Linked DNA regions of Homo sapiens: region 1 is linked to region 2. Evidence: chromatin loops called from intact Hi-C (ENCODE). Cell type or tissue: OCI-LY7. All regions are shown on one strand. Links, peaks and the distances in the headings refer to the core of each region. The heading gives the core; the rest is flanking DNA.

Region 1 (14,669 bases), core at 7,656-10,155, 57 kb before region 2:
CCAGGTATTCCCTCTGAGCTCCAGCTGCCCTTCTCAGCCCACAGTATCCCCTCTGAGTCTTGGGTGCCCCTCTGAGCCCTGGGCCCCCTCTGCACAGTGGGAATGAGAGGTGTACCAAGGTTGGAACAGTGGATACAGCCCCCAGCCTATTCAAACTCGGGTTGCTATTTCTTATCACTGTGCACCGGTAACTCTAAAAAATGTCAGCGATAAAACATTCCTCCTGAAACAATCTTTTATTGGTCTAAGTCTGAACTGGGAGTTGGCAAACTACAGCCCGAAGGCCAAACCTGACCCCCAGCCTGTTTTTGTAAATAAAGTTTTATTGACCTGACCCCCAGCCTGTTTTTGTAAATAAAGTTTTACTGGAACCCAGACACACCTATTCATATAGTTTATGGCTGTGTCCAGGCTACAGTGGCAGAGTTGAGGAATTTTAACAGAGGCCCTGTAGTGCAAAAAGTTAAAATAGTTATTATCTGTTGCTTTACAGAAAGAGTTTGTCAATCCTTGGACTAAACAATTGCTGTGGTTGAGTTTTAATAATACATATGTGAGTTTCAGATTAGTACAATCATATTACTTTCCTTTTAATAAATATTATATTCCTCATGGAGTTTAGTTCAGAGAACTCCACATGCCCCTGCACACACACAGACACACACATTGACACACACAGACACACAAACACATGCAGAGACACACACAAACACAGACACATTGACACACACAGACACACACATTAACACACTCAGACACAAACACATGCAGAGACACATACAACACACAGACACACAAACACACACACAGACACACACATTGACACACACACACGGAGACACACACATTGGCACACACAGACACACAAACACATGCAGAGACGCACACAACACACACAGCCACACACACAATATTTTACTGAATTTGAATAAATATCTCTTTTTTTCTTTATTTCTACACAACAGGGATATAAAAATAAATATCAGGCTGGTCAGGGTGGCTCACGCCTGTAATCTCAGCACTTTGGGAGGCTGAAGCAGGAGGATAACTTGAGCTCAGGAGTTCAAGACCAACCCTGGCAACACAGTGAGACCCTATCTCGAAAATAATTTTTTCTAATTTAAAAGAAAGGAGAAGTTGGGGGTGGTTCACAGGTACAAAAAAAATCATTTGAAAGAATGACTAAGACCTACTGTTTGCACAATGGGGTGACTAGAGTCAATAATAACTTAATTGTACATAGTAAAATAACTAAAAAAGTAGAATTGGAGGCTGGGTGCGGTGGCTCACGCCTGTAATCCCAGCACTTTGGGAGGCCGAGGCGGGCAGATCACAAGGTCAGGAGTTCGAGACCAGCCTGGCCAACATGGTGAAATCCCGTCTCTACTAAAAATACAAAAATTAGCTAGGCATGGTGGTGGGCGCCTGTTTTCCCAGCTACTCAGGAGGCTGAGGCAGGAGAATCACTTGAATCTGAGCGGCGGAGGTTGCAGTGAGCTGAGATCGTACCATTGCACTCCAGCCTGGGCAACAAGAGCAAAACTCCATCTCAAAAAAAAAAAAGAGTAGAATTGGATTGTTTGTAACACAAAGGATGAATGCTTGAGGGGATGAACACCCCATTCTCCATGACATGATTATTACACTTTGCTTGCCCATATCAAAACATGTATCCCATAAATAGATACACCTACCGTGTACCCACAAAAATTTTAAAAATTAAAAAGATGATCCACTCAGAGGTCAAATACAAGATACATGCTGATGGGGACAAGTAATACCTCAGAGAGTTTTTGTGAGGATGAAATTAAACAAGTGTGATGATAGATACCATTGGTGCCTTTCTGAAATTCATGCTTTCTCACCCCTTCTTTCTTGAAGGCAGAGGGTCTATCTGCTTCCCGGCAGTCACAGATGCTCAAAGAGGGGGACCTCATTTTCCCATCTGGAAGAAATCCTGATTATTCTCAGCCATCTTGGTAATACAGTTCCTCTCACTACGATTGGCTTAGGGGTGGACATGTGAGCACATGCTGGTGAAAAACACGAGAGGGGGTGAGCTGGGGGAATTCTTGCAAAGGTTTCATTGCTGATAAAAATGGACCAAGGAAGAGATGCTTCCTGCATGTGTCCTGTTGGATGAGATGCCCAGACAGAGGCAGCCACTGTGCCCTGCAGAAAATGCCAGAGCAGAGAGATGCAGAGAACCTGGCTTTTCAGGGATCCCCTTGACATTGAAACTGAGAGCCAGCTGGGCGCAGTGGCTCACGCAGGTAATCCCAGCGCTTTGGGAGGCCGAGGCGGAAGGATTGCTTGAGGCCAGTAGCTCAAGACCAACCTAGCCAACATAGTAAGACCCTGTCTGTATTTTTAAAATAAAAATATAAATAAATAAAATTTAAAAAGAAATTGAGAACGCCAGGCCCCGTGGCTCATGCATGTAATCCCAGCACTTTGGGAGGCCAAGGTGGAAATATTGCTTGAGGCCAGTAGTTCAAGTCCAGTCTGGCCAATATAGTGAGACCCTGCCTCTATTTTAAAAATAAAAAGCCTGGGCACAGTGTCTCACACCTGTAATCTTAGCACTTTGGGAGGTCAAGGCAGGTGGATCACCCAAGGTCAGGAGTTCGAGACCAGTCTAGCCAACATGGCTAAACCCCGTCTCTACTAAAAATACAAAAATTAGCCGGGCATGGTGGCACATACGTGTAATCCCAGTTACTCGGGAGGCTGAGACAGGAGAATCGCTTGAACCTGGGAGGTGGAGGTTGCCATGAGCCAAGATCACGCCATTGCACTGCAGCCTGGGCGACAGAGTGAGACCCCATCTCAAAAAAAAAAAAAAAAAAATGAAATCGAGAACCCCAAAGCTGCCCTATCTCAGGACTTCCCCTTATATGGAAATAATAAATATCTTTATTGTTAAACCTCTTGGGTGCTTTCTAGGACTTTCAGCCAAAAGCAGTCTCAATGGCTACAGATATAAACCCGGCTGGCAAGTAGCCAGCAGCCACAATCAACAGTTTTATTGACTTTGTCCTTCAGTGAGTATTCACGGAGTGCCCTCAGTGCACCAGGACTGGGCACTACAGCTCATGAAAAGGGGTTTCTTTCCTAGAGGTGCACTCCAGAGGCTGCAGACAGACACCAAAGCAAGTCCAGGAATAAGGCATCAAAACAGCTTCAGATAATGTTCAATACTGGCAAGAAACAAAACCCAGCGGTTTGAGAGAGAGCGAGGGAGGGTGTGGGCTCTCTGGAAAGGTGACATCTAACAGAGAACTGAATGAAGAGCCAACCATGGGAAGACCCAGAGAGAGCATTCCAGGCGGAGGGCACGGCACACGCAAAGGCCCTGAGGTAGGAGTGAACGTTGTGCGTCGGAGGAACTGAACCGTGGAATGTGAGAGCATCACAATCGTGGCAGCAGCTTTCAAGAAAGTATGTAAAAGCGAACAAAAGGTCCACAGTCCGAATTTCTCGCCTCCCTTTTTTTAAATTTTTTAAATTTTTTTTTTTTGAGACAGGGTCTCTCTGTCGCCCAGGCTGGAGTGCAGTGGCGCAAACTTGGCTCACTGCAGCCTCAAACTCCTGGGCTCAGGCAATCCTCCCACACCAGCCTCCAGAATAGCTGGGACTACAGGCACCTGCCACCATGCCTGGCTAGTTTTTGTATTTTTTTTGTAGAGATGAGGGTCTCACTGTGTTGCCCAGGCTGGTTTCAAATTCCTTGGCTGAAGGGATCCACCTGCCTCGTCCTCCCAAAGTGCTGGGATTACAGGCATGAGCCACTGCACCCAGCCTTCTCCCCTTTTCTTTGGGCTTTTGCTCCCGGGCCCAGTGTTTAAGGGCTCTGCTATGTTGGAATCGGAGATGAGTTTTTGAGGTTCACTTTCTAACTCAAGAGAACCACCTGACCTCTCACCGTGCATGGGCCTGAAGAACACAGGCTCTTTTTTTTTTTTTTTTTTGAGACGGAGTCTCACTCTGTCACCAGGCTGGAGCGCAATGGCGCAATCTTGCTCACTGCAACCTCCACCCCCCGGGTTCAAGCGATTCTCCTGCCTCAGTCTCCCAAGTAGCTTGGATTACAGGCGCCCGCCACCATATCTGGCTAACTTTTGTATTATTAGTAGAGACGGGGTTTCACCATGTTGGCCAGGCTGGTCTCAAACACCTGACCTCGTGATCCGCCTACCTCGGCCACCCAAAATGCTGGGATTACAAGCATGAGCCACCATGCCCTGCCAAACACAGGCTTTTAAAATGAAAGCCGAAGTTTCATGCTTCAGCATAACCAAACAGCTCCATGTCCAGCTAGTCCCCATCTGTTTTGCCTGTTTTCCTACTGGACCAACATTTTCCTTCCTGCCCAGAAAACTGCAGCTCTTGCCACTGGCCCCTTGTCTCCAACACCCACCCGCTCTGCCCAGGGCCCACTGAGGCCCAGGGATACCGTCCACAGCATCAGAGAGGCCAGCTGCCATGGAGCGAGGCAGGAGGTGCCTCCCTGAAACCAGCGTGGGTACCAAGAACACTGGAGCTTAGGAGATGCCCTTACCCTTCAACGCAGAACCACAAAGCTGTCAGTTTCTTTCCTGAGGGGGAACTGTTCTTAGGCTGCAGGCCGAGGCGTCTGCCAGGGATGGCTGGAGCCCACAGAGAAGCTGGTTCCAAAAATATTCTTTGGGCTGGGCGCAGTAGCTCACGCCTGTAATCCCAACACTGGGAGGCCGAGGCAGGAGGATTGCTTGAGCTCAGGAGTTCAAGACCAGCTTGGGCCACTTGGCGAAACCCCATCTCTACAAAATACAAAAATTAGCTAGGTGTGGTGGCAAACGCATCTGTAGTCCCAGCTACTCCAGAGGCTGACTCAGGAGGATCGCTTGAGCCCCGGAGGTTAAGGCTGCAATGAGTCATGATCACGCCACTGCCGCCCAGCCTGGGTAGCAGCGTGAAACTCTGTCTCAAAAAAAAAAAAAAGGTGGAGGGGGCCAGGCGTGGTGGTTCATGCCTGTAATCCTAGCACTTTGGGAGGCCGAGGCAGGTGGATCACTTGAGGTCAGGAGTTCGAGACCAGCCTGGACAACATGGTGAAACCCATCTCTAATTAAAATACAAAAATTAGCCAGGCATGGTGGTGGGCACCTGTAATCCCAGCTACTTCGGAGGCTGAGGCAGGAGAATCACTTGAACCCAGTGAGCCGAGATCACACCACTGCACTCCAGCCTGGGAGACAGAGCAAGACTCAGCCTCAAAAAAAAAAAAAAAAAAAAAAAAAGACAAAACAAAAACAAAAACAAAAATATCCTTTGGAAAACAATGGGCAGAAATATCTTTCTGGACACATCTGGTGGTAGCTGAGGCTCCTGTTTGGGCAGGGATGGGCAGTGCCAAGGAGGACCACTGGATACACACTCACAGGGTCATTTGTCAAACTTCTTTTCAGAGCAAGGTTTTGCTCTGTCACCCAGGCTGGAGCGCAGTGGGGTGATCACAGCTCACTGCAGCCTCAAACTCCTGGGCTCAGGTGATCCTCCCTAGTAGCTGAGACAACAGGCACCCGCCACCACACCCAGCTCTGTCAGACTGTGCCGACTGAGCACTTCCTATGGGCAAGGGGGCACGTTAATCACCTTCTCATAAAGATCACACACCAGTGGGACAAAGAGATTCTTCTCACACCAATGAGTCTGCCGTGACACCTGAGAAAAACGCTTTCAGGGAGAGGAATCCACCTCGGTGAGGGCGCATTCCAGGGGCACAGAGTGGACCTTTTTCAAAGCGAGTGGGATTGTGTTACTTCCTGCTTGAACTCTGTTGGTTTCCTGTTGCATAAACTCCAGGTCCTCCCCGGGCTGCCCTCCTCTGCCTCCCTCTCCGCTCTCTGGGATGCAGCCACCCTGGCTTCCTTCAGGTTCTTCTTATGGGGTCAGCCTGTGCCCACCGCAGGACCTCAGCACAGGCTCTGAGCCCCGCTTCAAATGCTCCTCTTGTTTAAAAGGGCTCCACGGAGGCTTTTTTGAGGGGCAGCTCCAACATCACCTCCTCAAAGAGGCCTTCCTCAACCAGCCCATCTAAAGTAACCCTCTTCTCTGGCACAGTGGCTCACACCTGTAATCCCAGCACTTTAGGAGGCTGAGGTGGGCCGATCACTTAAGTTCAGGAGTTCGAGACCCTCCTGGCCAATATGGTGAAACCCCATCTCTCCTAAAAATACAGAAATTAGCCAGGTGCGGTGTGCACCTGTAATCCCAGCTACTCGGGAGGCTGAGGCAAGAGAATCACCTGAACACGGGAGGCAGAGGTTGCAGTGAGCCGAGGTTGCACCACTGCACTCCAGCCTGGGCGACAGAGTGGGACTCTGTCTCAAAAAAAAAAAAAAGAAAGAAAAGATTAACTGGGCGTGATAGGTGTGTCTGTAGTTCCAGCTGCTCCGGAGGCTGAGGCGGGAGGATTGCTTCAGCCTGGGAGTTCAAGGCTGCAGTGAACCACGATTGTACCACTGCACTCCAGTCTGGCCAACAGAGTGATACCCTGTCTCTAATTAACGAATGCTCTTTATGTCGTCGTCCTGTTCTATATTCATCACACCCTGGCATCATCTGTCCTGATTTTTCACCACTTGTTTCCTCCATGTTTCTGTAGAGAAACACCACGAGGGTGCTGAATCCCCAGCACCAGCACAGGGCCCGGTGCATACAAGGGGCATGATGGTTTGTGGAATGAATGAATGAATGCATGAATGAGGGACCTAACCCCATTGGAGGAAGTCAGGAAAGGCTTGCTGAAGAAGTGGTATCTGAAGTGGCATTGACGGGTGAGAAGGAGTTGGGCTGTGCACCCCGACTTTGGCCAGTGATTAGAACTCCCTGGGGGCCAGCGCTTGTACCCCGCCCTCAGCGGTTTCCCAGGGTCTGGGTCGGGCACAGGGGTTGGTGTGTGTTGAAACTCCCTGTGTGATTCTCATATGCACACTAGGCTGAGAACCGTTCATCATGGGCCTTTGTTCTCCTCCAGGTGTTCTCCAGAGCAGCAGCAGCACCAGGCCACCTGGAAATGTGATAGAAATGCAGGTTCTCAGGCTGGGTGTGGTGGCTCACACCTGTAATCCCAGCACTTTGGGAGGCCAAGGCTGGAAGATAACTTGAGCCCAGGAGTTCGAGGCCAGCCTGGACAACATAGTGAGATCCCATCTCTGCAAAAAAATTTTTTTTTAATTAGCCAGGCACGGTGGCAAGTGCTTCTAGCCCCAGCTACTCAGGTAACTGGGTAGAATTGTGTCCCTCCAAAAAATGATATGTCCAAGTCCTAGGCCCCTGGTCCCTGTGATTGCAGCCTTATTTGGAAATAGGGTCTTTGCAGATGCAATTAAATCAACAGGAGGGCCTGCGGGATTCGGGCGGGGCCTAATCCAATAGGACAGGGGTCCTTATAAGAAGAGGGACATCGGGCCGGTGGAAGGATCTCTTGAGCCTGGGAGGTCGAGGCTGCAGTGAGCCATGTTCACACCACTGCACTCCAGCCTGAGCAACAAAGCAAGAGCCTGTCTAAGAAAGAAAGAGGAAGGAAGGAAGGCAGATTCTGAGTCAAAGAAAGGAAAATTGATTCTGAGTGAAAGGAAGGGAGGGAGGGAGGAAGGAGGAAGGAAGGAAAGGAAGGAAGGAAGGAAGGAAAGAAAGAAAGAAAGAGAAAGGAAGGAAGGAAAGAAGAAAGAAAGAGAAAGGAAGGAAAGAAAGAAAAGAAAGAAAGAGAAAGAAAGAAAGAAAAAAGAAAGAAAGAAAGAGGGAAAGAAAAGGAAGGAAGGAAGCAAGGAAGGAAGGAAAGAAGGAAAGCAGATTCTGAGTTCTCACCCCAGACCTGTGACTCAGACACTGGGGAGTAAGGCCCAGGAATCTGCATTTTCACAAACCCTCCAGGGGCTTCTGACTCACTCTGGAGTGATGGGTGAAGTGGAATCTTCCAGAAGGACAAATGCTTTCAGCCATGTCTGGTGTCAGAGGCAGGAGCTCCCACACTTATGTGCTGCCTGGCTCCTCACCAAGACAGGTGCTAGACTATCTCTGAGACTATCTTTTCCCTTGAGGCAGCTGAGAGCTGGAGCAGCTTCAGATGCCTCCAGATCCTGGGCCCTTGAACTTCAACTCGAACTTGGCTCTAAAGTGTCGCCCTCAGCAAGAGTCAACGCAATTGGGCCCTGGCTCCGTGAGGTGGACAGGGGCCTTGCTCGCTCCTTCTTCCCCAGCCCTGCCCCATGGGGGAGAGAGAGAGGTCGTCAGGTGAGACGGAGTTTGTTTCAGCAATGTGTTTATGAGTCCCAAGAACTTAGGATAAAGTTTCTGAAATACTAGCCTGAGGATGTCCCTCTTTGAGAAAAAGGGAAAAAGGACACCGCGGTTACCCCAGCTTTGTTATTCATGTAACAACGGCAGGGCATTTGAGTTCTTTCTGTTTTCATCCTACTTCCACTCCCACATCTAATCACTAACATTTCTCTTGTTTTGCTGTTTGTTGCTTCCTTTCATTCTCCCCATCTGAGGTGGGTAGAATTGTGTCCCTCCAAAAAATGATATGTCCAAGTCCTAGGCCCCTGGTCCCTGTGATTGCAGCCCTATTTGGAAATAGGGTCTTTGCAGATGCAAATGCAATTAAATCAAGAGGAGGGCCTGAGGGATTCTGGCGGGCCCTAATCCAATAGGACAGGGGTCCTTATGAGAAGAGGGACATCCGGCCGGGCGCGGTAGCTCACGCCTATAATCCCAGCACTTTGAGAGGCCGAGGTGGGCGGATCACCTGAGATCAGGAGTTCGAGACCAGCCTGCCCAACGTGGTGAAACCCCGCCTCTACTAAAAATACAACAAATTAGCTGGGCGTGGTGGTGGGCACCTGTAATCCCAGCTGCTCAGGAGGCTGAGGCAGGAGAATCCATTAGAACCCGGGAGGCGGAGGTTGCAGTGAGCCAAGATCGTGCCACTGCACTCCAGCCTGGGCAACAAGAGCGAAACTGCACCTCAAAAAAAAAAAAAAACAAAAAAGAAGGAGAAGAAGGACATCTTGTCACAGAGGCACATACAAAATGTCATGTGCCATTGAGGCAGAGATTGCAGTGCTGTATCTGCAAGCCAAGAAATGCCGAGGGCTGCTGGCAGCCACCAGAGGTCGAAGGAGGCAAAGAAGGCTTCTCCCCACCCCAGGCTTCAGAGGGCTCTGCTGATGCCTTCGTTTCTGATTTCTGCCCTCCAGAAAGGTAAGAAATGCATTTCTGTTGTTCTGAGCCACCCAGTTGGTGGCACGTTGTCCCGCAGGCCCAAGGGACTTACGTACCCTCTCCACCCTCTTCCTTTAGCCCAGCGAGCATTCTTGCGCTTGAGCAAACAGCAGAACCACCTGGAGGTTTAGTGAAACCCAGATGGCTGGCCCCGCCCCTGGAGTGCCTGATTCAGTAGGTCTGGGTGGGCCTGATAACTGCATTTTCAGCAAGTTTCCTGAACACGCTGGTGCTGCTGGTCTGGGGACCACACTTTGAGAACTGCTGATCCAGATCACACCATCTCCTGCCTGGATGACAGCTCCAATCCCCTAACTGGCCGGAACCCTCTCCCCTCCTCCCTTCCCCCTCCACCGGCAGGCAGGCTGAGCTTCCTAAAACACCTAGGAAATTGTCATTCCCCAGTGTAGAATCTCCAGGGGCCTCTCACGGTCTGCAGGACAAAGTCCAAACACCTTCGCAGGCCACTGCAATTGCCTGGTCTCAGCTGAGGTGCTCAACACAGACTCCCCACCCACCCCCAGGCACAGGAAGGAAGGGAGAAAGAGATGCTTTCAAGAATTGTTTTTGTTTTATCAAATAATTGTGAATAGACATAGTGTTAGTTTGCTAGGGTTGCCATGCAAAGCACCACAAACCGGGCCGCTTAAAGCAACAGAAAGCTGGGCGCAGTGGCTCATACCTGCAATCCCAGGTCTTGGGGAGGCCGAGGCAGAAGGATCACTTGAGTCCAGGAGTTCGAGAGCAGCCTGGGCAACATGGCGAAACCTTGTCTCTACAAAAAAATACAAAAATTACCTGGGTGTGGTGGTGCCTGGCTGTACTCCCAGCTACTTGGGAGGCTGAGGTGGGAGGATTATCTGAACCCAGGGAAGTTGAGGCTGCAGTGAGCCGAGATTGTGCCAGTGCATTCCAGCCTGGGTGACAGAGTGAGACCCTATCTCAAAAAAATACAAATATATGAATAAACAGAAAGTTTACTCTCTGGAAGTTCTGGAGGCTGGAAGTCTGAGATGGGGATGTCTGCAGGGCCACACTCCCTCTGAAGGCTCCGAGGCTCCTTCCTCACCTCTTCCAGCTTCCAAGGGGCTGGCTGGCAATCCTTGGAGCTCCTTGGCTTACAGATGCCTCTGCAGTCATGGGGCCATCATGACACCATCTTTCCCTGTACATCTGTGTTGACAAGATGGCTCTGCTCTTACAAGGACACCAGTACTGTTGGATTAGGGGCCCAACCTACTCCAGCAGGATGTCACCTTAACTCATCTGCAATGACCCTACTTCCAAATGAAGTCACATTCTGAGGCGTCAGAGGATGGGGCTTCAGCATATCTTTTTGGGGAACACAATTCAACCCATGACAGATTTTATTTTTCTTTTGAGACAGGGTCTGGCTCTGTCACCCAGGCTGGAGTGCGGTGGCACAATCGCAGCTGACTGCAGCCTTGACCTCCTGGGCTCCAGCAATCCTCCCGCCTCAGCCTCCCGAGTAGCTGGGACCACAGGGATGCACATCGTGCCCAGCATTTTTTTTTTTTTTTTTTTTTTTGAGATGGAGTCTTGCTCTGTCGCCCAGGCTGGAGTGCAATGGCGCGATCTCAGCTCACTGCAACCTCTGCCTCCTGGGTTCAAGTGATTCTGCTGTCTCGGCCTCCTGAGTAGCTGGGATTACAGGTACACACCACTACACCCAGCTAATTTTTGGTATTTTTAGTAGAGATGGGGTTTCACCATGTTGGCCAGGCTGGTCTCAAACTCCCCACCTCAGGTGATCCACCCGCCTCGGCCTCCCAAAGCGCTGGGATTATAGGCGTGAGCCACCGTGCCTGGCCTATTTTTTTATTATTACTTGTAGAGACAGGGTCTCCCTATGTTGCCCAGGCTGGTCTCCAACTCCTGGGCTCAAGTCATCCTCCCACCTCAGCCTCCCAAAGTGCAGGGATTATAGGTATGTGCCACTGCACCCGGCCCCATGGCAGATATTGATCATAATAATAGCTGATATTCATTAAGACTGAACTTCATGCACGGCAGTGTTCTAACTGTTTTACATTTTAGCTCATTGAATCCCACATTCACCTCTGGAGTCAAAACCAATATTATGTCTACTTTTCAGATGAGGAAACTGAGGCATAGAGAAATAAAGTAACTTGTTCAAGGTCACACAGGGACACAGCGGGGGAGTAACCAGGCCCGAATTTGAACCTGAGTTGTCAGATGCTGGAGTCTGAGCTTCACAAAATCCAAGTGAAACAGAAAGAACAGAAAGGTCTATTAGATGAAAACAAGGCCCTCCCTCACCCCCGACACCTGTACTCCTCTTGCAAAGTTTGGAAAACATTTGGTAATTAATGTTCTGCAAAAGCAAAGAGTAGAGAGTACAAGATCATCAAAGCACTGTCAGACCGTCAGACTGGCTTTTACCCACCTCACTGCGCAGTGGGAGGGTTATTTTGAATTCCAGCGGAGCAGCGGGGGCCCTTCCTTATCTTCGGGGGATAAGCTCCAGGATCCCTAGCGGATGCCTGAGACCTGAGATAGCACTGAACCCGGTATAGACTGTTTTTCCCCATGATAAAATTTAATTTATAATTCAGGCACAGTCAGAGATTAACAACAATAACTAGTAATAAAATAGGCCATGCGCAGTAGCTCACGCCTGTAATCCCAACACTTTGGGAGGCCAAGGCAGGCAGATCACTTGAGGCCAGGAGTTCAACATCAGCCTGGCCAACATAGCAAAACCCTGTCTCTACTAAAAATACAAAAATTAGCTGGGTTTAGTGACACATGTACTCGGGAATAGCTTGAACCCAGGAGGCAGAGATTACAGTGAGCTGAGATCATGCCACTGCACTCCAGCCTGGGCAACAGAGCGAGACTCTGTCTCAAAATAAATAAATAAATAAAACCAAGTAAAAAATTGAAATATATATATATATAGTATGTGTGTGTGTGTGTGTATATATATATATATAATTTTTTTTAGAGATGGGGCCTCGCTCTGCCACCCAGGCTGGAGTGCAATGGTGCGATCATAGCTCACTGCAGCCTCTACATCCTGGGCTCAAGCGATCCTCTCACTTCAGCCTTCGGAGTAGCTAGGACGGGACTACAGGTGCATGCCACCATGCCTGGCTGATTTTTTTTTTTTTAAGACAGAGTCTCGCTCTGTCACCCAGGCTAGAGTGCAGTGGAGCGATCTCTGTTCACTGCAACCTCCGCCTCCTGGGTTCAAGCAATCCTCGTGCCTCAATCTCCCAAGTAGCTGGGATTACAGGTGCCTGCTACCACACCGGCTAATATTTCTTTGTATTCTTAGAGACAGGGTTTCACCATGTTGGCCAGGCTGGTCTCAAACTCCTGGCCTCAAGTGATCTACCTACCTTGGCCTCCCAAAGCGCTGAGATTACAGGTGTGAGCTATCATGCCTGCTCTGAGTTTTAAAAAATTTTTGTTGAGATGGGATTTTGCTGTGTTTACCAGGCTGGCCTTGAATTCCTGGCCTGAAGCAATCCTCCCACCTCAGCCTGCCAAAGTGCTGGGATTACTGGCAGGAGCCACAGTGCCTGGCCCCCTCGTTATTTTTTATTTCTAGAATTTTCCTGGCAATTTTCCTTCATTCACATCCTTTGATGAACTTTGGCACCATTTTCTCAAATCTCCCAAAATTTTGTGTTAGTATTTTAACTGGGATTGTATGGATTTCTAGTTAAATTTAGCAAGCTCTTGGCATCTTTCCAAAGCTGATTCTTCCTCTCAAAGAACAAAGATTGTCTTCCCATGAATGCAAGTCTCTTTTTATATTACAACAATAGTAGAATTTTTTTAAAGCTTTTTATGTTTGTATCCTCCACATTTCTTGGGAAGTTTGCTGTTAAATATTTCATCAGTACAGTTGCTATTGTAAACAAGACCTTTTCTTTCATTAGAAGTAAAGTGGCTGGGCGTGCTGGCTCACGCCTGTAATCCTAGCATTTTGGGAGGCCGAGGTGAGCAGATCATGAGGTCAAGAGATCGAGACCATCCTGGCCAACGTGGCGAAACCCCGTCTCTACTAAAAATACAAAAATTAGCCGGGTGTGGTGGTGCACACCTGTAATCCCAGCTACTTGGAAGCTGAGACAGGAGAATCACTTGAACTCGGGAGGCAGAGGTTGCGGTGAGCCGAGATTGTGCCTCTGCACTGCAGCCTGGGCAACAGAGCAAGACTCAGTCTCAAAAAAAAAAAAAAAAAGTAAAAATCAAAGTTGTATAAAAAGGGCCAGGCGCGGTGGCTCACGCCTGTAATCCCAGCACTTTGGGAGGCCGAGGCGAGTGGATCACGAGGTCAAGAGATCAAGGTTGTAGTGAGTCGACGTCGCACTCCACTCCAAGCACCACTGCACTCCAGCCTGGCGACACAGCGAGATTCCATCTCAAATAAATAAATAAATAAAGTTAGATTTATAAAGTCGGGTCCAAAGATTGATTCCACAGATTTGGGATGAGCCCCTGAGAAAGCTGCATTTTCAACTAATCCATGCCCCAGCCAATCCTAAGGCAAGCTAATGTCCAAGAACCATTCTCACTGCCTACTACTGTCTGGCAGGGGCTGGGATATCATGGGAGACAAAAAGGCACAGTTCCTATTCTCAAAGAACTTCTATTTCAGTGCAAACCACTGTTTAAAAAAGTAAAAATCGGCCGGGCATGGTGGCTCATGCCTGTAATCCCAGCACTTCAAGAGGCCAAGGCGGGCAAATCACCTGAGGTCAAGAGTTCGAGACCAGCCTGGCCAACATGGCGAAACCCTGTCTCTACTAAATACAAAAATTAGCTGGGCATGGTGGCGGGCACCTGTAGTCCCAGCTACTTGGGAGGCTGAGACAGGAGAATCACTTGAACCTGGGAGGTGGAGGTTGCAGTGAGCCGAGATCACACCACTACACTCCAGCCTGGGTGACAGAGCAAGACTCTGTCTCAAAAAAAAAAAAAACAAAGTTGTATAAAAAGGTGAAAGCCACCTGTGTTAGGGTATACGTTAAGCTGCTAAGAGACCTCAAAATACAGTGACTCTAACAAATTAGAAACGTATTCCTCTCTCCCTTAACATCGCAGAGATGGCTGCTAGTCCAAGAAGGCAGGAGATTCGGCTCCACGTGGTCACCCAGGGACCCAGGGACCCCACCTCCTGCTGCTCCACCATCCCCAGGGACAGAGCTGGCTTCTCGAACCCTGTCCACGTTCCAGCTCAAAGGGAGTGGGAAATAGAGGTGGACAACCAGCTTCCCTTCTAACCATCTGGCCTGGAAGTGTTCCCGTCACATCATCCACCTGTATCTTATAGGCGAGAACATAGTCTCGAGGTCACACCTAGCTTCAGTGGAAGCTGGAAAACATCACCTCTGGCTGGGTGA
Region 2 (14,669 bases), core at 7,420-9,919:
AGGTGCTCGCCATCGTGCCCGGCTAATTTTTTGTATTTTTAGTACAGACGGGGTTTCACTATGTTGGCCAGGCTGGTCTCGAACTCCTGGCCTCATGATCTGCCCACCTCAGCCTCCCAAAGTGCTGGGATTATAGGCATGAGCCACCGCACCCAGCTTTATTTTTAACAAAAGGCAGCAACATCAATTTTAGTTTCACAAGAGAATAAGAAATCAGAAATGAAATGGAAGGAATTACTGAACTTAAGATAACTGTTTTGGGGCTGGGCGCGGTGGCTCACGCCTGTAATCCCAGCACTTTGGGAGGCTGAGACGGGGTGGATTAACTGAGGTCCAGAGTTCGAGATCAGCCTGACCAATATGGAGAAACCCCGTCTCTACTAAAAATACAAAATTAGCCAGGCGTGGTGGCGCATGCCTGTAATCCCAGCTATCGGGAGGCTGAGGCAGGAGATCACGCCATTGCACTCCAGGCTGGGCGACAAGAGTGAAACTCCATCTCAAAAAAAAAAAAAAAAAAAAAAAGATAAATGTTTTTTCACCCCATGAGACAAATTAGTTTGTAATCAATTCCATGTGTTAAGAAAAAAATTAAACATTTAGAGGCTTTATTTTTATTTTTGAGATGGAGTTTCCCTCTTGTCGCCCAGGCTAGAGTGCAGTGGCACGATCTCCGCTCACTGCAACCTCCGCCTTCCGGTTTCAAGCAATTCTCCTGCCTCAGCCACCCGAGTAGCTGGGATTACAGGTGCCCGTCAGCACGCCAGGCTAATTTTTGTATTTTTAGTAGAGACGGGGTTTCATCACGTTGACCAGGCTGGTCTTGAACACCTGACCTCAGGTGATTCCCGCCCGCCCGCTGCCTACGGCTCCCAAGGTGCTGGGATTACAGGCTTGAGCCACCATGCCCGACACCATTTAGAGGCATTTTAAAAGAATTCACATTAGTTTGGCCCGGTGCGGCAGCTCAGGCCTGTAATCCCAGCACTTTGGGAGGCCGAGGCGGGCAGATCACGAGGTCAGGAGATCGAGACCATCCTGGCTAACACGGTGAAACCCGTCTCTACTAAAAAACACAAAAAAATTAGCTGGACGTGGTGGCGGGTGCCTGTAGTCCCAGCTACTCGGGAGGCTGAGGCAGGAGAATGGCGTGAACCTGGGAGGCGGAGCTTGCAGTGAGCCAAGATCATGCCACTGCACTCCAGCCTGGGCGACAGAGCGAGACTCTGTCTCAAAAAAAACAAAACAAAAAAAATTCACATCAGTTTAAATTGGCACGTGCTATTCATCACCTGATATAGAGCAATTCATTTAACTATCTTCTGATCTGTGGCTATTTAGGTTGTTTCTGCATAGGTTTTTCCTTTTGTATTTAAGATTTGTTCACTAAAGGCAAAATTCCATATATAGATTATGAAGTCCGAGTGTGGGATCTGGAAGCAGTTTCTGAAAAGGCTGAAGCCATTTATAGCTCCATCCTTCCCATTCCATTCTTGTCTTCTCCAAACATGGCTTAGGCTTAGTCTTTTTTTTTTTTTTGAGACGGAGTCTCGCTCTGTCACCAGGCTGGAGTGCAGTGGCGTGATCTCGGCTCACTGCAACCTCTGCCTCCCAGGTTCAAGAGATTCTCCTGCCTCAGCCTCCTAAGTAGCTGGGACTGCAGGCCACCCATCTAATTTCCACCTAGCTAATTGTTTTATTTGTATTTTTAGTAGAGACAGGGTTTCATGTTGGCCAGGATGGTCTCAAACTCCTGACCTCAGGTGATCTGATTGCCTCCGCCTCCCAAAGTGCTGGGATTACGGGCGTGAGCCACTACGCCCGGCCGGTCATTCTTAAAAGTAAATGTTTTTGTTTGTTTGTTTTGTATTGAGGTGAAACTCACATAACATAAAACTAGCTTTAGAGATCGGGTTCTCACTATATCTCAAACTCCTGGCCTCAAGCAATCCCCTCGCCTTGGCTTCCCAAAGTGCGGCAATTACAGGCATGAATCAATGCGCCTGGCCAAAACCAATTATTTTATTTATTTTCTTTTTTTGAGATGGAGTCTCTCTGTCGCCTAGACTGGAGTGCAGTGGCATAGTCTCAGCTCACTGCAGCCTCGGCCTCCCAGGTTCAAGCGATTCTCCTGCCTCAGACTTCCGAATAGTTGAGATTACAGGCACACGCCACCATGTCTGGCCAATTTTTTAATTTTTAGTACAGATGAGCTTTTTAGTAGAGGCCAGGCTGGTCTCGAACTCTTTACCTCAAGTGATCTCCCTGCTTCAGCCTTACCAAGTGCTGGAATTATAGGCGTGAGCCACTGCACCCGGCCCAAACCAACCATTTTATTTTATTTTTATATATTTTTGTGTGTTTTTTTTTGTTTTTTTTTTGTTTTGTTTTGTTTTTGTTTTTTTGAGACGGAGTTTCGCTCTTGTTGTCCAGGCTGGAGTGCAATGGCGCGACCTCGGCTCACAGCAATCTCTGTCTCCGGGTTCAAGCGATTCTCCTGCCTCAGCCTCACAAGTAGCTGGGATTACAGGGATGCACAACCACGCCCGGCTAATTTTGTATTTTTATTTTTAGTAGAGATGGGGGTTTCTCCATGTTGGTCAGGCTGGTTTCGAGCTACTGACCTCAGGTGATCCGCCCGCCTGGGCCTCCCAAAGTGCTGGGATTACAGGTGTGAGCCACTGCCCCTGGCCAAAGCCAACTCTTTTACAGTGAGCAATTCAGTGGCATTTGGTGCATTCGCACTGTTGTGCAACCCCCATCTCTATCTCACTCCAAACATTTTCTTTCTTTTCTTTTTCCTTTTTTTTTTTTTTGATGGAGTCTCAACTTGTTACCCAAGCTGGAGTGCAATGGCGTGATCTCGGCTCGGTGGAACATCCGCCTCCCAGGTTCAAGCAATTCTCCTGCTTCAGCCTCCCGAGTAGCTGGGATTACAAGCGCACGCCACTACACCCGGCTAATTTTTTGTATCTTTAGTAGAGACAGGGTTTTCACCATGTTGGCCAGACTGATCTCGAACTTCTGACCTCGTGATCCACCTGCTTCGGCCTCCCAAAGTGCTGGGATTACAGGCGTGAGCCACCGCGCCCGGCCGATAAATGAAATTTAATCCTCGTTTTCCTCCTCTTCGTCCTGGTTAATTTGGAAGTAACGTAATTCGTAACTCTGTTTGCTGTTAGCAACTACGCGCAACCAATCATGTAGATTATTCTTCTTCAGATATTTTTTGGTGAGATATTTCAAATACCTGTTGGAAAAGGGCAGCTTGGATGTCACGCTGGTCTTGCTCTTGCTCCCTTCGATGGTCACTACCCCTCCACCAAAGTTCCCAGCTTTTCCGTTCATTTTGATCCTTTCTTGGAAAAACTGCTCAAAGTTGGCAGCATCCATGATTCCATCTTCTACGGGGTGGGTGCGATCAAGAGTGAACTTTGGAACCTGCTTCCTTTTTTTTAGCCCTCCTTTACCACAAGCTTTTTCATGGGCGCCATGGCGGTAGCGGAGGCAGAAAGAAGGCAACATTTGTTTGTTTGTTTGTTTTGAGATGGAGTCTCTCCCTGTCACCCAGGCTGGTAGTGCAGTGGTGCAATCTTGGCTCACTGTAACCTCCGCCTCCTGGGTTCAAGCAATTCTCCTGCCTCAGCCTCCCTAGTAGCTGGGACTACAGGCGCCCGCCACCATGCCCAGCTAATGTTTGTATGTTTAGTTGAGACGGGGCTTCACCATGTTGGCCAGGCTGGTCTCGAACTCCTGACCTCGTGATCCTCCCGCCTCGGCCTCCTATAGTGCTGGGATTACAGGCGTGAGACACCGCGCCCGGCAGGAAGACAAATGTTTTTACAGGAAAAAAAGGAGGAGGATTACATAATTGTTCTGACATAATTATGGTTGGCTGCAAAGATCAATAACAGAGGTGACCGTAGTCTGAGGCTGGACAGGCAGCTGCTTGGCGGATGTCCTTGCAGTAGTCTTTTTTGTGTAAGGTCGCGAAGGCGTTTGTGCAAGGTTGTGGTTTTTCTAGAGTCTTTTATCAGGCCTGCAAGCACGGGAACCCTCTCTTCATGGCCTTCCCTGGTTCTATTTGTCAGGGTTTATTTATTTATTTATTTACTTACTTAACATCCATGACTTCATTTTGATTCTGACAACTTTCACAACATCATGGGTTGAAAGTAGTAACTTGTGTTTTACTTCCATTTATTTAAATACTTCTAAGAGCCAAGCTTTTCTGTAAGTTTTATTAATGAATCATTTTTCCTCTTCTGTAAATTCATTGCCTGTTGATTGTGATCTATTGATATTTTTGAATTTTTCTTAGTGATTTAAAAAATTATTTCTATAATAAAGATATTAGGCTGGGTGAGGTGGCTCACACCTGTAATCGTAACACTTTGGGAGGCTAAGGCGCGGGGATTGCTTGAGCTCAGGAGTTTGAGACCACCCTGGCTCCTCCTAAATGATTGAAAGGACACAACATAATGGATATGCTGTAATTGATAAAGAGACCTTAAAAAAAGTAAAATCAGGAAGATTACCAAATAATTGGTCTGCTCAAGCTTGCAAGTTATTCGCACTTAGGCCCTAAAATATTTACAGAACCAGGTAGGAACTATCTATACTGACTCTAAATATGCTTTCAGAGTATCTCATACATTTGGAAAAATTTAGGCTGAGCGAGAACTATTTAACAGTAAAGGTAAGGAACTTGCTCATGAAACACTAGTTGTTCATGTTCTTAATAATCTTCAATTACCGGAAGAAATAGCCATTGTCCATGTTCCAGGACACCAACCTAATTTTTCTTTTAAAAGTCAAGGAAACGGCCGGGCGCGGTGACTCACGCCTGTAATCCCAGCACTTTGGGAGGCCGAGGCAGGCGCATCACGAGGTCACGAGATCGAGACCATCCTGGCTAACACGGTGAAACCCCGGCTCTACTAAAAATACAAAAAAATTAGCCGGGCGTGGTGGCGGGCGCCTGTAGTCCCAGCTACTAGGGAGGCTGAGCCAGGAGAATGGCGTGAACCTGGGAGGTGGAGCTTGTAGTGAGCTGAGATCGCGCCACTGCACTCCAGACTGGGCGACAGTGCTAGACTCCCTCTCAAAAAGAGGAAAAAAAAAAAGAAAGAAAGAAAGAAAGAAACTTAACAGAATGCAGTGAGGTCAGGCACTTCCAAGAGCTGACCCATCAGTCAGCCCTTATTCATCCCCGAGTGGGTGTATGGTGGTATTTTGGAGAACCTTTACTGGACACTTTGCCAAATAATTGGAGCGGTACTTGTGCTCTAGTTCAGTTAGCTATCCCTTTTACCCTGGCATTTCATCAACCAGAAAAACAAACAAACAAAAAAACATGACATCGTAAAACAAGAGAAGCCTCTCGTAGGTCCTTTGACCCCCATGTTTATTTAGATACAACTGACGTTCCACGAGGTATATCAGATAAATTCAAAGCTAGAAATCAGAGAGCTGTGAGGTTCAAATCCCTTCTCCCACAAATAACAATTAATAAGAATGTAAATTGGATAAACAATATTTATTACTATCAACAACAATTTATTAACTATACTTAAAGATGCTATTAAAGGAATAGCAGAACAGTTAGGATCCACTACTAAAATGGCTTAGGAAAATAAAATGGCTTTAAATGTAGTATTAGCCGAGAAAGGTGGTGTTTGTGTTATAATTAAAACCCAATGTTGTGTACAACCTTCATCCCAAATAACACGACTCCTAACAGAAGTATAACCAGAACCTTACAAGGTCTCACTGCTTTATCTAAAGAGCTTACTAGAAATTCTAGAATTAATAACCCTATTTCAAATTGGCTAGGACGATGGTTTGGTCAACGGAAGGAAACTATAACCTCAATTCTCACTTCTATTACTACCGTAATAGGTACACTTCTCCTTCTCGGATGTTATACCATGCCTCTGGAAGCTAATGACAAAATTAATAACGACAGTTCTTACCAAAACTACTAAAACCTATCTTAACTCTCCTCCACCTTATTCTAAGAGATTTCTCCTCTTAAAAGCTCAAGTAGAACAATTAAGCCAAAACATGCTAAAACAGTTTAAAAAGGAAAAATTATAAAAATTAAAAGGGAAGGAAATGTAGAAAGCAAAAGTTCCTCTTCAAAGCTTCCCCTTTAAATCATAAATGTTATTAATATCTTTTCTCAGAACTAACTTTCTTCAAATTTCTTATTTTATAGTAATAACTCTCTGTTAAGCCTTAGGTAGCAAATGTAACAGAATAAGCACACTCTGACTTCGGTATCTGTGCTAAACATGCTCACAGGCACGTAGTACATTCTATGTCCTTGTACCTTTGTCAAAATATTCGTGCTGGACGTGCCCAGGCATGTCCCAGCTTGCAGCCTACACTCTTCCTTATTTAGGAATATTATTACTTTTCTAAGTCCTTTCGTAAGGAACATCCTTTTTTCCTATGTTCCTCACTGCTTTTACCTATTTAAAAAATTTTTGAACTGTTAGCTAATCGGGTTTTAGTTTAAATTGTGAGGTCTGGCTGCAGCCAATGAAGTCAAAACACAGCAATAGGGACCTCATGCATAAGGAATAAATATTCTTCAGTTGTATCTGACTTTTAAAAATTAGACGTATCATTTTGATAAAAATCGAATAAGAGAGGAAAGGAAAGAAAAGAAGGGAGAAAAAAATAGAATTCCAAAAGTCCAGAAAGGTACAGAAATGGAAAGTCAAAAAGTCACTCCTCCCACCCACCACCCGAGTCCTTCTCCCCAAAGGCCCCCTATGTCTACAGTTGATCGTGACTGATGTGACCGCGGGCGGGCCACGGAGCCTCTGTCTGAGCCTGTATTTCATCAGTTTGATGTGGAGAAAACGGCTCGTTGGTAGGATCCTTGAGGATGTAATGCGTGAACACTAAAGCGCTTACCAATACCGCCCCCGCACGTTAAGAACTGTATATTGTTGGCTGCTGCTCCTGCTGCTGTTGTTACCGTGATGCCAATCAGAAACATTAATATACTCACACATTTGTGTGCATATCTATAATTTTTTGACATAAAAATGAACCTATTATGCTCACTGCCGAGCACCCTGTTTTTTCTTCCCTCGAACTCTCCTTGGAGGGGAAGGAACCCTCGTAAGGGCCCTAATTCAGTGTTGCAGGCACACCTGCGATGTGCACATCCTCTTATACCTACTCTGTATATTTTGGAACACCGAAAAGCATCGCCAACAAAGTCTCCCCTCTGTATTTAAAAATACGAAAGTACCCGGCCTCCCCGTCGGGGAATCGAACCCCGGTCTCCCGCGTGACAGGCGGGGATACTCACCACTATACTAACGAGGACAAGCCGTACTGTGTTCCCTGCAGCTCCCTTCTTATGTCCATACCATTCTCTCGCTATCGTTCCTAACCTTTCCGGGCCATCCAGGCTCCGCGCCGGGCACCCTGGCTGCTGGGCTTATCCAAGGCGGGTAGAGGCCCCTTTGAGTGGCTGGAGGCACTGCACGTTCCGAAGCTAAGGCACCTGAACTAGCAGAGCGAAGGGCACTTCCTGTATCACCATCCCCAGAAAAGACCAACACAAGGGGTAGGGGATGTAGCTCAGTGGTAGAGCGCATGCTTTGCACGTATGAGGCCCCGGGTTCAATCCCCGGCATCTCCAGACTTTTCCGCCTTTTTCGGGCAAATTACAGTCACGTGGTTACAAAAGCTTGGAAGAGGACCCAGGCAACCCTCAACAACCTGCCTGCGAAGAAAGCTCCCTTGGAAGGGGCTGCGCCAGCACATTTCCCTGCCCCTAATCACAAATGCCCTGGGCCCCTCCACCGGAGATTCGCGTTCAGTAGGTCAGTGACGGGGCCGGGAATCTGCCATTTGAAACGAATACTCCCAGTTATTTGTTTCATCAAGCAGATAGAAAAACATGGATTCCTTAGAAAGGTTCTGCAACTGACCATTCATTAACTCCTGAGGGCCTCATGTCAGGTTCCGTGCATGCACTGAGCACCTACTGTGTGCCGGGTAAAGTGTACGTCCCCTGGTATCCCTGGATAAGACAGGCCAGGCAAGCTTTCTCAGCCTTTTTGGACTTTATAGTCCAGTCCTGGAGACTTAACAATAAGCAAGTAGCGATACGTTTTATGAAGACAATAATAGCGATGAGATGGAAACTCAGGGGTGCAGGAGTGGGGGTTGCTTTAGATTAGCTGCCAGGGGAGACCTCTGCAGAAACAGTGCTTCCAGCGAAGGAAACGGCAGGTGCCAAGGCCCTGAGGCTGGAGGAAGGGCGCTCAGTGTTGAAGGGGCAGGAAGAAAGCCATGCCCTGGAGCTTAGTGAATGAGGATGAACTTTATCTTCGAAGACACTGGAAGGCCTGACGCAGGGGAACGCGACCAGATTCAGGTTTGAAAAGGCTCCCTCTGGCTGCCATGCGGAGAACACACCCTGGGCGTGGGTGGACGTGGGGAGATCGGGAAGGAGGTGCAGCCACCGCCCAGGAAGCTGCTGGAGACTTCCTCCAGGGGTGCTGCAGAGGAAGTGCGAGCCTGATGGAGTTCAGGACAAATGCTGGACGTGGTTGCATAGTATTTCCTAACGGAGGGGTAGCACGCTTTATTACCATTCCTCCTAGGGATTCGGGTAATTTTGTTTCCTCTCACTGAAGTCTTGTAGTCAGTGATCTGGTGCATGCGTTTTCCTTGCCTTCTGGCGCCGGTACCTCGATGGGGCAGATGTCCACAGGGAGCAATGCAGGGTCAAAGGGCATGGATACTTTTACAAACGTACTTCTCTGTCGCCCAGGCTGGAATGCAGTGGTGCGATCATAGCTCACTGCAGCCTCGAAATCCTTGGCTCAAGAGACCTCCCAGCCTCCCCAAAAGCTGAGACTACAGGTATACTTCACCACCTCCAGCAAATATTTTTCTTTTTTTTTTTTTTGTAGAGACAGGGGTCTCGCTATGTTGTCCAGGCTGGTCTCGAACATCTGGCCTCAAGTGATCCTCTCACCTCAGCCTTCCAAAGTGCTGGGATTACACGCATAAACACCATGCCTGGTTTATTTTAAATATTGCTAGATTTTGGGCCAGGCATGGTGGCTCACACTTGTAATCCCAGCCCTTTGGAAGGGCGAGGTGGGCAGATCACCTGAGGTCAGGAGTTTGAGACCAGCCTGGCCAACATGGTGAAACTTCATCTCTACTAAAAATATAAAAAATTAGCTGGGTGTGGTGGCACACACTTGTAGTCTCAGCTACTCAGGAGGCTGAGGCAGGAGAATCACTTGAACCCAGGAGGCAGAGGTTGCAGTGAGCAGAGATTGCACCACTACACTCCAGCCTGGGCAACAGAGCAAGACTCTGTCTCAGAAAAAAAAAATAAATAAAAACAATAAATATTGCTGGATTTTTTTCTAAAGGCTGTGGCAACTTACATATTCAATAACAATGTATGAAGGTGCTCTTTTCCTTATATTCTCAGCACTGGGTATGGCCATGATTATTAATTTTTCCAATCTGTTGGGTAGGAAGTAGAACTGAATTATTTCTCTGCTTTTTTCCTGCCTACTTTCTAGGGTGTGCATGTTTTCAGGTATCTACCAGCCATGCAGATGCAGGTTTTTGTGTTTTTTTTTCCAGATGGGAATCTCACTCTGTCATCCAGGCTGGAGTGCAGTGGTTGATCTCAAATCTCCACAACCTCCACTTCCTGGGTTCAAATGATTCTCATTCCTCAGGCCCTCGAGTAGCTGGTATTACCGGTGCGCGCCACCATGCCTGGCTAATTTTTGTATTTTTTCATTCAAGACGGTGTTTGGCCATGTTGGCCAGGTTGGTCTCGAACTCCTGGCCTCAGGTGATTTATTTGCCTCGGCCTCCCAAAGTGCTGGGATTATAGGTGTGAGCCACTGCACTCGACCTTAGATGCAGTTTTTTTTTGTTTGTTTGTTTTTTTGAGAGAGAGTTTAGCTCTTGTTGCCCAGGCTGGAGTGCAGTGGCACAATCTCGGCTCACTGCAACCTCTGCCTTCTGGTTTCAAGTGATTCTCCTGCCTCAGCCTCCCGAGTAGCTGGGATTACAGGCGCTTGCCACCACGCCTGGCTAATTTTTGCATTTTTAGTAGAGACGGGGTTTCACCATGTTGGCCAGGCTGGTCTCGAACTCCTGATCTTGTCTGACCTCGTGATCTGCCAGCCTCGGCCTCCCAAAGTGCTGGGATTACAGGCATGCATGAACCACCACGCCCGGCCTAGATGTAGCAACTAATTTTTTCATGGCCTTTGCCCGTTGTGTTTTTCTCACCAAATTGCAATAGCTCATCCAATAGTATGACGCTGTTTATCATGTTTTGCAGTATTTTTCATCTATTCTTTCATCTTCTAACTTTGTTTATACAATTTACCATGTCAATGTAAGATTTCGATAAGGTAAAATGTCTCCCCTTTCCTTTATAGTTTCTGGGAAGTTTGTTTAACTTTGTTTTTGTTTGTTTTGCTTTGTTTTTTGAGAGAGACAGGGTCTCACTCTGTCGCCCAGGCTGGAGTGCAGTGGCACGATCTTGGCTCGCTGCAACATCTGTCTTCCGGGTTCAAGTGATTCTTCTGCCTCAGCCTCCCAAGTAGCTGGGATTACGGGCGCCTGCCACCACACTGGCTAATTTTTGTATTTTTAGTAGAGACGGGGTTTCACCATGTTGGCCAGGCTGGTCCTGAACTCCTGGCTTCAAGCGATCTGCCTGGCTTGGCCTCCCAAAGTGCTGGGATTATAGGCATGAGCCACCATGCCTGGCCTTGTTTAATTTGGAAGCTTTTTCCAGTGTTCTTACAAATATTCACTGCAATTTACTTTTTAACATTTGCCCTACCATGTTTTGGGGACCCAGGATGGTAAGCAAGACAGAAGATCTGCTGTCACTGGGCTTGCTGTCCAGAGTGGGTGGCAGGCAGGCCACCCTCCCTAGGGAGGCGTCTAGAGGGGCTTGCCTCTGAAGATGAGAAACCAGAGGGAGCAGGAGTTAGGCTCAGAGCACCACAGGAGAGGGAACGGCACCTGCGGAGGCCAACAGGGCTGCTTCGGGGAAGGTGGAAGGAGAGCAGGTTGGCCCTTGGGTGTGGTGTGAGTGGAGTGTCCGTGCAGGTCCAGTCTCAGAGGCCACGTTTGAGTTGGCCTTGATCCCTTGGGTAATGGGGACTCTTCATAGGGCTTTAAAGCAGGGCAGTGGCCGGGCGTGGTAGTTCACGCCTGTAATCCCAGCACTTTAGGAGGCCCAGGCGGGCATATCACCTGAGGTCAGGAGTTCGAGACAAGCCTGGCTAACATGGTGAAACCCTGTTTCTACTAAAAATACAAAAAATTAGCTGGGTGTGGTGGCGCTCACCTATAATCCTAGATACTCGAGAGGCTGAGGCAGGAGAATCACTTAAACCTGGGAGGTGGAGGTTGCAGTGAGCTGAGATCACATCATTGCACTCCTGCTTGGACACCAAGAGCGAAACTCTGTCTCAAAAAAAAAAAGAAAAAGAAAAAGAAAACGAACAAAAAATAAAGCAGGCTGGTGACGTGATCTGATCTGGGACACGATTTTCACAGAGGACAACCTAACCATTTCTCTTTTATCTTTTTTTTGAGATGGAGTTTCACTCTTGTCATCCAGGAAAGCAAGAAAAAGGCAGTGCTTGCCTGCGGAAGGGTTCATCCATTTCTTTCTTTTTTTTTTTTTGAGATGGAATCTCGCTCTGTCGCCAGGCTGGATCTGCCTCAGCCTCCTGAGTAGCTGGGATTACAGGCAGCCACCACCACGCCTGGCTAATTTTTGTATTTTTAGTAGAGATGGGGTTTCACCATGTTGGTCAGGCTGGCCTCAAACTTGTGCCCTAAAATGATCCACCCACCTTGGCCTCCCAAAATGCTGGGATTGCAGGTGTAAGCCACCACGCTCGGCCACCTAACCATTTTTCAAAGGGAAGAATCCCCAAGTCTCTTGACCTGGCAATCCCACTTCTTGGCATTTGTCTTGTGGATATACACCCAGGTATGAAATGACTTGTCTATAAAGATGCTCAACACATCTTTGCTCATTATAGCAAGGTTAGGAAGTACCCATTGCTGGGACTGATTTTAAAAACAATGGTAGCGCTACCTAGTGTGAAATGTTCTGCAGCTGATAAAAAGGACGGGCCAGGCCAGGTGCAGTGGCTCACGCCTGCAATTCCCGCACTTTGGGAGGCCAATGCAGGAGGATTGCTTGAGCCACGGAGTTCAAGACCATCCAGGGACTGGACACAATGGCTCACACCTGTAATCCTAGCACTTTGGAAGGCTGAGGCAGCTGTATTGCCTGAGCTCAGGAGTTCGAGACCACCCTGGGCAACATGGTGAAACCCTGTCTCTACCAAAAATTAGCTGGGCATGGTGGTGGGCGCCAGTAGCCCCAGCTACTGAGGAGGCTGAGGCAGGAAAATCACTTGAACCCGGGAGCTGAGATAGTGCCACTGCACTCCAGCTGGGTGAGAGTTGAGACTTCATCTCCAAAAAAGACCAGCCTGGGCAATATAGTGAAACCCTTTCTACCACAAATTTTGAAATTAGCTTGGTGTGATGGTGTGCGCCTGTAGTCCCAGCTCCTCAGGAGGTTGAGGTGGGAGGATTGCTTGATCCTGGGTGGTCGAGGTTGCAGTGAACTATGATTGTGCCACTGCACTCCAGCCTGGGTGACAGATAATGTCTCTTTTAGAGACAGTAGGGAGGGTCTTTTAGGGTCGCAAGACCATTCGGGGGGAAAGAACTGCCTCTTTGACAAATGGCGATGGGACTGAGAACCACATGCAAAAGAATGTTGACCACCTGACCACACCATATATGCAGAAATTAATTCAAATTGGATGAAAGTTTTTTTTTTTTGAGACTTTGTCTCAAAAAAAAAAAAAAAGAAAAGCTAAATGACATTGGCCAGGCAATGGTGCTCTTGGTTTTTTTTTTTTTTTACTCTTAGGTATATACCCAAGAGAATGGAAAATATACATCCACACAAACAAAAACCTGTACATCAATGTTCACAGCAGCTCTATTCACAATAGCCAAAAGACGGAAACAAATAAAAATGTGGTCTATCCATACAATGGGGTATTATCCAGCCATAGGAAGGAATGAAGTACTTCAGGAGCTCAAGACCAGCCTGGGCAACATAGCAAGAGCTGTCGCTACTAAAAATTTTAGCCCAATATGGTGGAGTGTGCCTGTAGTCCCAGCTATTTGGGAGGTAGGAGGATCACTTGAACCCAGGAGATGGAGGCTGCAGTGAACTAGGATCGCACCACTGCACTCCAGCCTGAATGACAGAATAAGATCCTCTTGAAAAAACAAGCAACAAACCAGGCGCGGTGGCTCACACCTGTAATCCCGGCACTTTGGGAGGCGGAGGCAGGTGGATCACGAGGTCAAGAGCTCGAGACCATCCTGGCCAACATGGTGAAACCCCGTCTCTACTAAAAATACAAAAATTAGCTGGGTGTGGTGGCATGTGCCTATAGTCCCGGCTACTCGGGAGGCTGAAGCAGAAGAATCGCTTGAACCTGGGAGGCAGAGGTTGCAGTGAGCCGAGATTGCGCCACTGCAGTCCAGCCTGGTAACAGAGCGAGACTCCGTCTCAAACAAACAAAAGCAGCAAAAGAGATAAATGTCCAGAACGGGCAAATCCAGAGACAGAAAGTGGATTCGTGGGGCTTGGAGCTGGGGAACTGGGAGAAATAGGGGCAGACTGCTGATGGGTACAGGGTATCTTTTTAGAGCTATAAAAATGCTCTGGAATCAGGTCATGGTAACGGTTGCACAACTGTGATACACTAAAAGCAACTGTATACCTTAAAATGGGGAATTTTATGGTGTGCTAATTACATAACATTTTTTAAGAAGAATTGCCTAATTACAACTGTGGATGCTCTGCTGTGGTTGTGGAGTGCAATGAGGAGGCAGGGACGTCCCTGAGGAGGCTGCCCTGGCGCCTGAGACACTGGTGGGAATGACAGCTTCCGCTTTCATCTCAGAATTGCTAGCCCATGTGCGGTGGGATTTTAGGAAAGCTGGAGGTCAGTACTTTCGAGTGGGAAATAGCCCAATTCTACATGTTAGTGAGGAGTTCAAGTCCTCCTCAATCACCGGGCGGGTCAAGCGAAACGTGTCTGCAGGCTGCCCTGGCTCATGGCCCTGCCTTGGGCTCCTGGGGAGGAACATAGAGTGAGAAGGGCCGGGCTGCCATCTCGGCTCTGGGGCAGGTGGGGAGAGGTTGCTGCTTGGGCTTTGAGAGCAGCCAGGGAGGTAAGTAAACCCAGTGAGGAGAGGCCTCCTTAAAGCAGACAGCAGTGCTGGGAAGGCAGGTCGGCCACCAGGCCACGTCCCGGGACAGCACACTGGCCACCTGGGTGTCCTTCCCCAAGTGCATTCCACAACACAATCTGGGTGCAAGGAACATTTTATTCCATAACTGTCTCCACCGAAGCCGCAGAAGCAAAGCCAGGAGCAGAATCCATTCTGCCAGCGCTGGGCTCTGGGGAGACATCTGTGCCCTCACCATGGAGGACAGAAGGCAGGGGCCTCCCGACTCCTTGGTCCTGCCTGGGGTGCTCCTGTCCCTCTTTCTTGCTGGGGGACCTACCCCACCCTCCCCCTCC

The links. Peaks named below come from ENCODE experiments on the same cell type or tissue, not always from the same donor. Only the 100,000 strongest peaks of a DNase experiment are listed, where the experiment ranks them.
Region 1: a loop joins it to region 2, with 10 times the contacts of the local background. A loop is called at or near these places in 2 of 110 quality-filtered maps.

What each region holds. Positions count from the first base shown.
Region 1 is chr12:124,875,609-124,890,277 of GRCh38, forward strand. It overlaps LOC105370050 (a long non-coding RNA gene), which reads left to right. Exons shown (of 3, transcript XR_945488.3): 3 at 1,882-1,969. Among named protein-coding and RNA genes, the nearest start is that of SCARB1, 19 kb to the left of the region's middle. RefSeq lists enhancers at 8,971-9,658, 9,060-9,109, 12,404-12,513 and a cis regulatory region at 11,512-11,961. In OCI-LY7, for the core only: a CTCF peak has its summit at 9,154 (motif pointing right); DNase peaks (open chromatin) are centred at 8,083, 8,653 and 9,383; H3K4me3 peaks cover 2,250 bases; H3K27ac peaks cover 2,500 bases.
Region 2 is chr12:124,932,372-124,947,040 of GRCh38, forward strand. It overlaps TRA-TGC4-1 (tRNA-Ala (anticodon TGC) 4-1), which reads left to right and starts at 7,595; the gene lies at 7,595-7,666. It overlaps DHX37 (DEAH-box helicase 37), which reads right to left. Exons shown (of 27, transcript NM_032656.4): 27 at 14,455-14,669. TRD-GTC2-10 (tRNA-Asp (anticodon GTC) 2-10) reads right to left here and starts at 7,347; the gene lies at 7,276-7,347. It also overlaps the pseudogene RPL22P19. RefSeq lists enhancers at 5,652-6,851, 6,340-6,609, 6,890-7,129, 10,598-11,099 and a silencer at 7,310-7,389. In OCI-LY7, for the core only: CTCF peaks have their summits at 8,423 and 8,630; DNase peaks (open chromatin) are centred at 7,610 and 8,420; H3K4me3 peaks cover 1,660 bases; H3K27ac peaks cover 1,645 bases.